2 separate regions of the Homo sapiens genome follow, and region 2 is linked to region 1. A link is a loop called in an ENCODE intact Hi-C map of the cell type or tissue named here. Cell type or tissue: natural killer cell. All regions are shown on one strand. Each heading gives the region's core, and the rest is flanking DNA. Links, peaks and the distances in the headings are about the cores only. Region 1 overlaps CD226 (CD226 molecule). Region 2 overlaps CD226 (CD226 molecule).

The links. Hi-C counts contacts between places; a loop is a spot of excess contacts. Peaks named below come from ENCODE experiments on the same cell type or tissue, not always from the same donor. Only the 100,000 strongest peaks of a DNase experiment are listed, where the experiment ranks them.
Region 2: it touches region 1 in a loop (6-fold over the local background); 6 of 110 quality-filtered maps call a loop at or near these places.

What each region holds. Positions count from the first base shown.
Region 1 is chr18:69,932,804-69,938,186 of GRCh38, forward strand. The region is part of intron 2 of CD226 (CD226 molecule); the gene reads right to left. Among named protein-coding and RNA genes, the nearest start is that of CD226, 12 kb to the right of the region's middle. RefSeq lists enhancers at 2,369-3,568, 2,955-3,174. In natural killer cell, for the core only: no CTCF peak of the experiment used is centred there; DNase peaks (open chromatin) are centred at 2,248, 2,778 and 3,548; H3K27ac peaks cover 3,565 bases.
Region 2 is chr18:69,874,473-69,879,855 of GRCh38, forward strand. The region is part of intron 3 of CD226 (CD226 molecule); the gene reads right to left. Among named protein-coding and RNA genes, the nearest start is that of CD226, 71 kb to the right of the region's middle. In natural killer cell, for the core only: no CTCF peak of the experiment used is centred there; a DNase peak (open chromatin) is centred at 2,209; H3K27ac peaks cover 677 bases.

The DNA.
Region 1 (5,383 bases), core at 225-5,224:
CACGACCCACTCCTAGCTCCACCAATTCCCGTCCTCTGCACACAAACAATGTAAGCATCAAGTCACACAGAGCCTTGAGCTTGAGATGAGGGACTGGGACATTTCTCCTGTATGCCTCCAACCTCACACAGGCCCAGCATATGACAGACATTCAATAAACATTTATAGAATTAAAGAGCGGGGAAATGGGAAGGAGAAACTTGCAGCAGGGGAGCTTTCCTGGTGTGTAATTTGGAAAGACTGCTCTGGTGGGCTGCACCGTGGGGGCAGTGTCCTCCCTCACTGCAGGGCCACAGGCCTCCCACTTTCTTGCCTGTTTTCGTGTCTCCTATCTGCCTGCTTTTGTGCCTCCTATCTTTCTGCCTTCCTACCTCTACATCATCCTCCGTGCTGTTGGTAGGGTCATGGCTCCCAATCATGGCCAACATGAGACTTTCACTATTTGAAAACTTTACTAACAACCAAATGAAGTCCAAAATCTGGACCTTCCACCCTCCGACCTTCCCCTAAGCCTCTGGCCAAATTTGTTTTTCATGTGCCTCAAACACAAAGAGCATCTCCCTGGTATGCGATGTTTCTTGTGATGCACTTTCCTGTTTGAACTTCCTCCCTCTTCCTGCCAGCCCTTGTCTCCATTCATCCAAATTACACCTATATTTCCAGGCCATGGTTTCCCCAAACCAGAAGTAACCTCTGTCACCTCCAACTCCCCAAACCTTGCTTTAAGCTACTTTCCAAATTCCACCTTGCATTACAGTCACTTGGCCCAAACGTTTTACATGGCGTATAGGCATACATTCTTTCTTTTCCTCACAGCAAACAATAATATCTATTCAACAGATTTAGGTAAGATTTACAGGGATTTTTTAATTACTGTTATCATCCTTCATCCAATAAAGCAGATTCAATTACCTCTGTGTCATTTGAGCAACAACAAGGTTTAGCCATTTTCCCTTTAGTTCAATTCTGCTATTTTCACTGAAAACAGAATAATCAGACCATGTTAAGAATGAAAATTCAAACACTGTGTCAGCACAAAGAAACACAATGTGAGTAGTTGAAAATATTTTCATCTTATTAAATGTTTGCTCTTTCCAGAAACATTTATAGGATTTAAAGAGAATAAAAGGAAGAAGTTACAAGCCCTATGTTAAGTATTCTTTATTTCACTTAAATGAGCAACTATGTTTCTTAAAAGATAATAAAGAGGTATTTTGAGAAATCTGATGTCAGGAGTTAATGGGACTTTACAAAGGATCTCTTTTGGAGACATATACTAACATTACCAATACAACAACTGAATTCTTTGGCTGTTTCTCACATGAAAAAGGTATACATTCAACTAGAGCTTCCAGTTTGCAAAGAGAAATAAATGTATCCTATTAGTGAAATGAATTAGGTAAATGACTTAAAATTTGCTATAGTCTCGGGTTCTTTATATATCATGAAGGAAATGATCCTGTCCACACAGAGGATACACACACACACACACACACACACACACACACGCACGCACACCCCTTCACTAAGCAATTCTGGAAATATCGGTGTTGGTAGCATATAGAATTTTATGTAGCTGGCCAAGAATTGGAACAAGTATGTTCTTAAGAGCCTGTCTGCTAAAATGAGAATGTTAAGTTTCTTAGGATTCTGCTCATTAAATGGTGCAGCTAAATGCTCCCAGAATTAATGCCCAGATTTTATTCTGTTTGGCCACGGTCACCACTGTGTGCAGATATGATGCACATAGCTATTTACAACACTAGTAAGTATGAATATTGTGTTTTACACCTCCATCCTTGGAAGTCTTCTTATATCAGTATTCTATGAAACATGGCTCTTTCTCTCGAGGCAGATTACAAAGAAGATTTTTTTAAAGTGTAAGTTGGTTAAATAGCTGAAGTCAGGAAAAATTTTCTCACATTAAGAGTTATTGGATTGTGAATAATCTCTCAAGGGAAGTGCCAGAAGCCCCATCAACTGAGTTATTTAATTAAAACTGCTCAGGAGTAAGTAGAAGAGATGTTGCCTGAGGGAATAATTTCACACTGATCCCTGAAGGATTGACTTGATGGTCTTGAAATTCTTAACAGTTTCAAAATCTTAAATGTCTTCAGAAATAGTCTCCTACCATTTTCTCCACGGAAAGAAAAAGCCATTCTGCCTGCAACCTCCTCTCCCTATAAAACCAAACAAAAACAAAAACCAGCAACAAAAACCATAACTTAGAAACCAGATCTTTTTATCGACGCTACCTAAACCATCACAGGACAGCATTAACTCAAAGATAAAGCCACAGAGGAGCTCCAAGCATCAGTAAAAACTGAGAGCTTTACCAGCTAAGAGCTTTTGGACTTTCTTCAGTTACTTATTTTCTTTTTGTTTGCTTTTGAATATCTCAAATCTCACATTTTTTATTTTACAAAATGCAATTTATAATGTTACTTTCAGTTAATAATGTGATCTGTTAAGAGGTAAATTCCTATAAGGCCTTTTTGAAGGTCACTCACACCTACTCACTAATCCTATAAGGAAGTTTCCCAGAGCAAGTGCTGGAGAACAATGCCCACTATCTGCAGCTCTCAACCTTTGAAGTGAGGAATTTTTTAAAAGATCACAGAAGCCGAGATGGTCTGAGGAGGAGTCTCAACGTGTGTGGGCTGAACATGTTCCACAGTTATTTGACAGGCATTGAAGGCTATAGGACACCAGCTCTTACTCATGTGTGAGGCCACAGTCCCCACGCTGCATTGGCACCCACACACCACCAACACCCATTCTGAAGAGGAAATGTATTCCTCATGTTGTGGTTGGCAGCCGCCTTCAGTGCTGGGTAAACAGCTGTTGTGGTAAAGGTGTGAGTTGTCTTGATCACTGAGAGTTGAAGGAGGAAAAACCAAGAACTGTGTAGTTTCCAGCTATACTCACAGAATGTTCTGAGGTCACAGGAGAATCAGTGTCCGAAGCTTCAGCTGTAGCCCATTCTCTATCAATTCAGCCAAGCATACCCCTACTCTACAATCATCTTGAAAATATAAATACCTACAATAAGAAGGGTACAGTTTCAAGTTTACATAGGTAGTATAAATAAACAAAATGGCTGCACACAAAGATGGCAGCCAATTCCACTCCCTGCTCTGGCTCGCCTGACTGCATTTGACAACAAGCCCAAAGTAAAAGTTTCCTCTGGATTTTGCTACAGCTCAGAAGTGTCAAAGACTGGGGTGTCTCACGGGGCATAAAGGAGGTGAAGGAGGTAGAGAGAAACCCAGGCATCGAGACAGACGGACAATCTCAATCCCCAAAAATCCAAGCCTGTACCCGTGCCTGTACGTGAATTCCACTGTATCAGCCATTCGATTATTGAATTCAATTGTGTATATAAATTTAGTATTATCTGGCTTTAGAGAGTTTTTAAACTTTCTCTTTTTTTTTGATTTTTGATTACAGAGCTTTGCCTGAAAGCCTGAGGGTTGATTCCCACAGTGACATGTGTTCTTGTGCCTGTTCCTTCCTGGGCTTAGCACAGGGAAAGCACGTGGATAAAAACAACCTTGGCACACGTTCTGGTAACCATCCACTTTCAGTTTCCCATTTACTTCACCCTTGAGAAGTGCAGTGACCATAACCTTGCTTTCTGTGAGTCTTAAAATGTTTTTTATCGTCTGCCTTCTTTATATACTATTTTATTTCATTACGGAGTGAGATTTTTAAGCCTTTAAAATGTTTCTGCTTCATCCCTTGTGGATTCCTTATAGGTACCATTTAGTATTTTTTTCTTTAAATGAAAAACTGCTAAAATGTAACATTTTTTAGTCTTGTGTGTGTGCATGCATACACACACACATGGATATATAAAACCTTTATGACTTATTTCTAATCTCACCAGAATGGGCCTGAAGAGAGAGCTTATGGCTTCATTCTCTAATCAGTTGACTTGGAATGACTTTTTTTCTTATTTCTCCATCTGACTTAAGAAAATTAAAAGTGATAGAGATACATATGATAGACAAAACTGAAAAAGGTCTACACAAGGACTAAGGAAGCTAGCAGGAATTGGTGACCCTTATAACAGGAGAATAAGAAAGACTCTTTCTCTGTGGCCTTCTTAACCTTGTTTGAAATTTCCTTTGACAGGCAATAGCCTTTCAGACCAAATCTCCTCCTCCATCACTTTCACCTGTCATTAATAGATATGATAGTGTCATTTTCGTATGTTTTCTTCCTTCCTTCTGAATTTGGGATAGGCAAAACAAAAGCCGAAATGAAAGTGTGCAAATACCGTAAGATAGGTTGTAAAATACAATTGCATAGTGCATCTGGCTTCCCTTGCCTTTTGAAGCAGCAATTCAACATGTCAACCAAGCCATGAATTGTAAACCGGAATAAATTGCTTTAATTTGTTGATCAATTCTATGTGTTGGTTCAATTTTAGAGGTTTTTGGTGTTTTGTTGTTGGGGTCCTTTTGAACAATGAAAATTATCTTCCAAAGTAGGTTACACTGGAGCCTACTATCTAGAAAATAGCTGTCTATTTTCTAGATAATTTTCTAAAGCAATTCTCCTGGAATAGTGCCTATTAATCTCAACATCCAAATTTTCTGGGTTGGCAGTTCAAATTCCACTTTTTCAGGGACTCTGCCCTGAATTTCCTAGGTAAAATAAAATTATATCCTCTAGACTACAATGCGACTTATTTTTTTGCCTCAAATAATAATTTGTGATATAAACTTTTCTCTCTCCCAATATTCTACATCCTATTTAGAGCTAAGATCTATGTCTTTCTATCTTCCAAACCACTGAACATTACATTGTACATTGTAGATTCTCAGGAAAGACTTGATGAGTGAATTAATGGATAAGTGGGTTCAGCTCCTGCAAATCAGCACACCCATTTATAAAAGCCAGATTTGAGACACTTCCCTCTCCCCAGCTTTAAATCAAATTTAAAGGCTGAGATTATACCCCAGCATTAGAAAAATGTTGGCCATGCTGCCCTCAACTAATATATAGGCCAGCATGATCTTTAGAATCCCTTTCATCATAGGATTCCTCAGAACTGCCATCAATTCTGGAGCCCTTAATATTAAAGGAATCTCTTTAGTGCCACTAACCAGCAGATATATACAAGAATGAAAGAAAACTTTGGCTGCTATGTCAGCTGCTGGGAACCTGGACAGAGAACACTTGTCCCTGAAGGGTGTAGAGATAAGAGCCTTCTAAGAATGAGCATGGATGGCATATAAGGAGCCTCATCCCACCTGGGAGAGAATGAGACTCTTAAAGGGAAACAGTGAGGAACATCTCTGTGCCCAGTTTGAGATAAATGGACTGGAATATGGGAGATCACAGAGTCAGCAAACATACAATACAGCCAACACAA
Region 2 (5,383 bases), core at 131-5,130, 58 kb before region 1:
CGAACCTGTCAATCACCCCACCATTAGGATGATGCCAGGCTCTGAGAGGGCAGCACAATTTCCCTTCCTCCTGAAATCAAAGCTTGAATGTTTGTACTGTGACACCCCGGCTGTCTGGAATCCTATTGCAGCCTGAAAACCATGACTTTCAACCAATTCTTCCCCATCTTTTCCTCAGAAAATTTCTTCTCACTTTATCCACTATGTAGCTGCATTTTTTTCATAAGAACTCAAAGTATAGACCCACTTATTCTTTCACAAACTTTACTGCAAAGAGAAACTAAGACAAATAAGCAAACATTTTATTTTTAAACGTTTTAGACCTAGATTCCACAAATAAGTGAAGTCATACAAAATTTTTTCTTTTTGTGTCTGGCTTATTTCACTTTTCATAATGTCCTCAAGGTTTATCCACCCTGTCACACATGATATGATTTCCTTCTTTTTTAAAGGGTTAATAGTACTACATTGTGTCTATGTACCACATTTTCTTTATCTATTCATCTGTTGATGGACACCTAGGTTGCATCCACATCTTGACTACTGTAGACAATGATGCAATACATACACGGTGCAGGTATTTCTTCAAGATACTGACCTCATTTCCTTTGTATATAATACCCATCAGATTGCTGGTTCATATGATAGCTTTATTTATTTTATTTTAATTTTATTTTATTTTTGGGACAGAGTTTCACTCTTGTCACCCAGGCTGGAGTGCAGTGGCACAATCTCAGCTCGCTGCAAGCTCCACTTCCCAGGTTCAAGCAATTCTCCTGCCTCAGCCTCCAAGTAGCTGGGATTACAGGCACCTGCCACCACACCCAGCTAATTTTTGTATTTTTAGTAGAGATGGGGTTTCACCCTGTTGGCCAGGCTGGTCTCGAACTCCTGACCTCAGGTGATCCATCTGCCTTGGCCTCCCAAAGTGCTGGGATTACAGGCATGAGCCACCGCACCTGGCCTATTTTTAATTTCTTGAGGAACCTACTACCTGTACCAATAACGAGTGTACCCATTTACATTCCCGCCAACAGTGTACAAGGGTTGCCTTTTCTCCACATCCTCACCAACACTTGCTATCTCTTGCCTTTTTGATAACAGCCATTCTAATAGGTGTGAGGTGAGAGCTCACTGGGGTTTTGATTTGCATTTCCCTGATGACCAGTAATGTTGAGCAGCTTTCCATATACCTATTGGCCAGTGTTATGTCTTCTTTGGAAAGATGTCTGTTTTTGCCCACTTTTTAATTGGGTTGCTCTTTTGCTGTGAAATCCTGCCATTTGCGACAGCATGGATGAATTTGGAGGACATTATGTAAGTGAAATAAGCCAGACATAGAAAGACAAATACTGTATAATCTCACCTGTATGTGGAATCTAAAAAAGTCAAACTTATAGAAGCAGGGAATAGAACAGTGGTTGCCAGGAGGTGGGAGGGCAGAAGATAGGGAGACGCTGGCTAAAGGGTACCAACTTTTGGTTATAATGGGGACCTACTATACAGTATGGATGGTGATACATGAGTTAATTAATTGTGGTGATTACTACACCATGTTTATATACATCAAATAATCACACTGTATGCCCTGAATATATTCAATCTTTATTTGACAGTTAATTATTTAAAAAAAAATTTAAAGCAATTGTTTTCTTTGGGCTTTTTTATATTTTCCAAATTTTCTAGACGATGTGTTCATTTTGTGATCAGGCAAATACAGTACCAAAAAAATAAAGATCTGCAGGCTTAAAAAAGAATATTTTATCAAATCTTAGTGGTTAAAGTACAGGATGTAGAAATCTTTTCTTTAGAAATAGAATACTTAACAATTAAGATGGCTTTCTTTATGAAGGTCTAATTTATATGAATTTAACAGTATAACCTGCTTGAAAGTACGACCACTTGTGACACACTGTTCAATTATAAATCCAAATTTCAGATGCATTGTTTCATAGGAAATATGTTACCTATTTGTAACCCGTTTTTAGTAATGTTTGGCCTCTTGGATCAGATCCATTTATTCACTCAGTCTTTAAACACAAAGTATTTCAAGGTGTACTGTATGCCTGGTACTACAGACAAAGTGGTAGGTAAAAACAAGTTTGACACCTGTGTAGAAAAAAAACTCTCCAATTGTGTTTTTTCTCTGCTCTCACACTACCACAGCAATCGTCAACAGACTTCTGTGACCAAAGGTGTGGGTGGTTTTCCCCCACAGTAACAGGCACCAGCTGAGTGTCCGCCAATTCAATTCTGACATGATCTACCCAAGGACAGTATCAGATCCCACAGGCTGGGGGCTCAGTCCCAAAGACATCTCACCCCCTCCTCCATTGCTAACCCTGCCCTTCAGACACCAATTGCAAGTCCAGGCCTCTAGAACTTTTTTTTTTTTTTTTTTTTTTTTTTGAGACGGAGTCTCGCTCTGTCACCCAGGCTGGAGTACAATGGCAGGATCTCGGCTCGCTGCAATCTCCGCCTCCCAGGTTCAAGTGATTCTCCTGCCTCAGCCTCCTGAGTAGCTGGGATTACAGGCACCCGCCACTACGTCCAGCTAATTTTTGTATTTTTAGTAGAGACGGGGTTTCACCATGTTAGTCAGGCTGGTCTCGAACTCCTCACCTAAGGTGATCCGCCCTCCTCGGCCTCCCAAAGTGCTGGGATTGCAGGCGTGAGCCACCGTGCCCAGTCCCAGGCCTCTAGAACTTCGGACCAATGGGCCTCAAGCTGGGGTTCCCAAGACCCCTTTTTCAGGTTTGGTTAATCTGGTGGAGCCAGTTATAGAGCTCAAGAAAACACATTTGTCAGTTTAATATCAAGGATATTGCAAGGGATACAGATGAAGAGATTGGTAGGGTGAGGCATGTGTAAAGGGGCACAGAGTTCCCATGCCCTCCCTGTCCACATCACCCTCCAGGAGGCTCCACATGTTCAGCTGTCCAGAAACTCTCCAAACCCCATCCTCTTGGATTTTTATGGAGGCTTCATTACGTAGGTATGACTGACAACCTTGTAGAAATGGGACTGGGCAAAAAGCATATCATCTAAACCCAGCAAGTCCTGTCCAGACTTTAGATATGGGGTGGGATCCTCTCTGGAATGAGGGTCTTTTGACCCACATTCAGATTAGAGTCTTACCTTGGTCAGGAGAAAGGACAGGAGAAGGTCAGAGAGAACTTCTGTTTCCTGAGGCCTGAAGTGCCCCAACATTATAACAAGGACCATGTGAATTTTGAGCCAGGACCCGTGGATGAAAACCTATAGATCTGCATATCCTAATACCACAATACCTGATTTAGTGGAACATATATTGTTTTGAAAAGTCCTAGACAATTTAAAAATAGTTAGGGAAAAAGGATTTTTTCTTAAGAAATAAAGGTGAAATAAAGCATGGAGTCAGGTAGAGATTCAATCCAGAGACATTTCAATCTAGAGTGGCCCAGCCTGTAGCTGACATGGCTTCTCAGTCCATTCCCTGCCTTGCCTGCAGCTTCCACATGAATGACCACTGGCCTATACAGGGCTTGCACCTTGCTGGGCCCTGTATGGCTGGGGAAAATAAAAAGGAAAAGCAAATGGGTACGGATGCTTTGGGAGTTAATCAACAGTTCATAACATTTAGTTTTTTAAGTTTTGCTAATAGATGTCAGATTGAGTAATGTCAGCCCTGAAGCCCTTTTCTTTAAAAAGGAAGCCCTTTTCTTTAAAAAAGAAGAATTGTTTCCAGAAGCCATTTTTTTGCTAACTTTTTTCACTTATATCCCAATGCTGTGTTGATTCATAGGAGGAGAAGTGTCTTGAACTGTAAAACCATTACCTTACATCACAGAAGATAAATACAGTTAAAACAATTTAAAGCAAGTCAGTGAAATATATAAAAGAATAATTTACTCCAGGATTGTGACCCTCTAGGCTAAGTTTCTGGCAATGACAAGTATTTATGGCTGAGTTATACACTCTTAGAAAAGGCTCATGATAGAAATATTGCCAGTCCCTTCTTCCCTCAGAGTTCGGCAGGCAAGAGTGGCCATTAATGTCTATAGTTTATCCTCTATTAGGGTGGGGGTGGAGTTAGGGAGTGAAGAAAGCAAGTCACTTAGAACCTAAATAACTGGGCCAAAGAATATGCCAGGGAAAACCCGCAGGTCCTGACTCTCTAACATCAAGCGTTAGGCTGGAAACTGCAAATTAAAACCACAATGAGAGACCACCTCACACCTTTTTGAATGGCTTTTCTCAAAAAGATGAAAGAAAACATGTGGTTTTCGCCGCCATCATGGTGTGTGTGGTTGACTCCATTCCTCACCATGTCTTCTCCCAAGACTTTCAGGGTCAAGCAATTCCTGGTCAAGAAACAAAAGCAAAATCATCCCATTTTATCGGGGGAACCTGCCCCTGATAATTCAATGTAGGTTCTTTTCTATTTTCCCTAAGTGTTGGCCAGTCTGAGAAATAAAGGGAAAGAGTACAAAAGACAGAAATTTTAAAGCTGGGTGTCTAGGGGAGACATCACATGTTGGCAGGTTCCGTGATGCCTCCTGAGCCGTAAAACCAGCAAGTTTTTATTAGCAATTTTCAAAGGGGAGGGAGTGTATGAATAGGGTGTGGGTCACAGAGATCACATGCTTCAAGGGCAACAAAAGATCACAAGGCAAATGGAGGCAGAGCGAGATCACAGGATGGGGTGAAATTAAAATTGCTAATGAAGTTTCAGGAACACACTGTCACTGATAAACATCTTAACAGGGTTCAAGAGCAGAGAACCAGTCTGACTAGAATTCGCCAGGCTGGAATTTCCTAATCCTAGCAAGCCTGGGGGTGCTGCAGGAGGCCAGGGCATGTTTCATCCCTTATCTGCAACTGCATAAGGCAGACACCCCCCGCTGAGAGGCCATTATAGAGGGCTCTCCTCCCCCCAGGAAAGCATTCTTTTCCCAGGGCTGTGAATTATTAATATTCCTTACTGGGGAAGGAATTCAGCGATATTTCTCTTACCCATTTTCGATAATAAGAGAAATATGGCTCTGTCCTGACTGGCCTACAGGCAGCCAGACTTTAAGGTTATCTCCCTTGTTCTCTGAAAATCACAGTTATCCTGTTCTTAAGGTGCCCAGATTTCATATTGTTCAAACATACATGCTTTACAAACAATTTGTGCAGTTAACACAACCATCACAGGGTCCTGAGGTGACATACATCCTCAGCTTACGAAGATGACGGGATTAAGAGATTAAAGTAAAGACAAGCATAGGAAATCACAAGAGTATTGACTGGGGAAGTGATAAATGTCCATGAAATCTTCACAATTTAAATTCTTCTGCCATGGCTTCAGCCAGTCCCTCCGTTCAGGTTCCCTGACTTCCCACAGCACCATTTCCCAGTG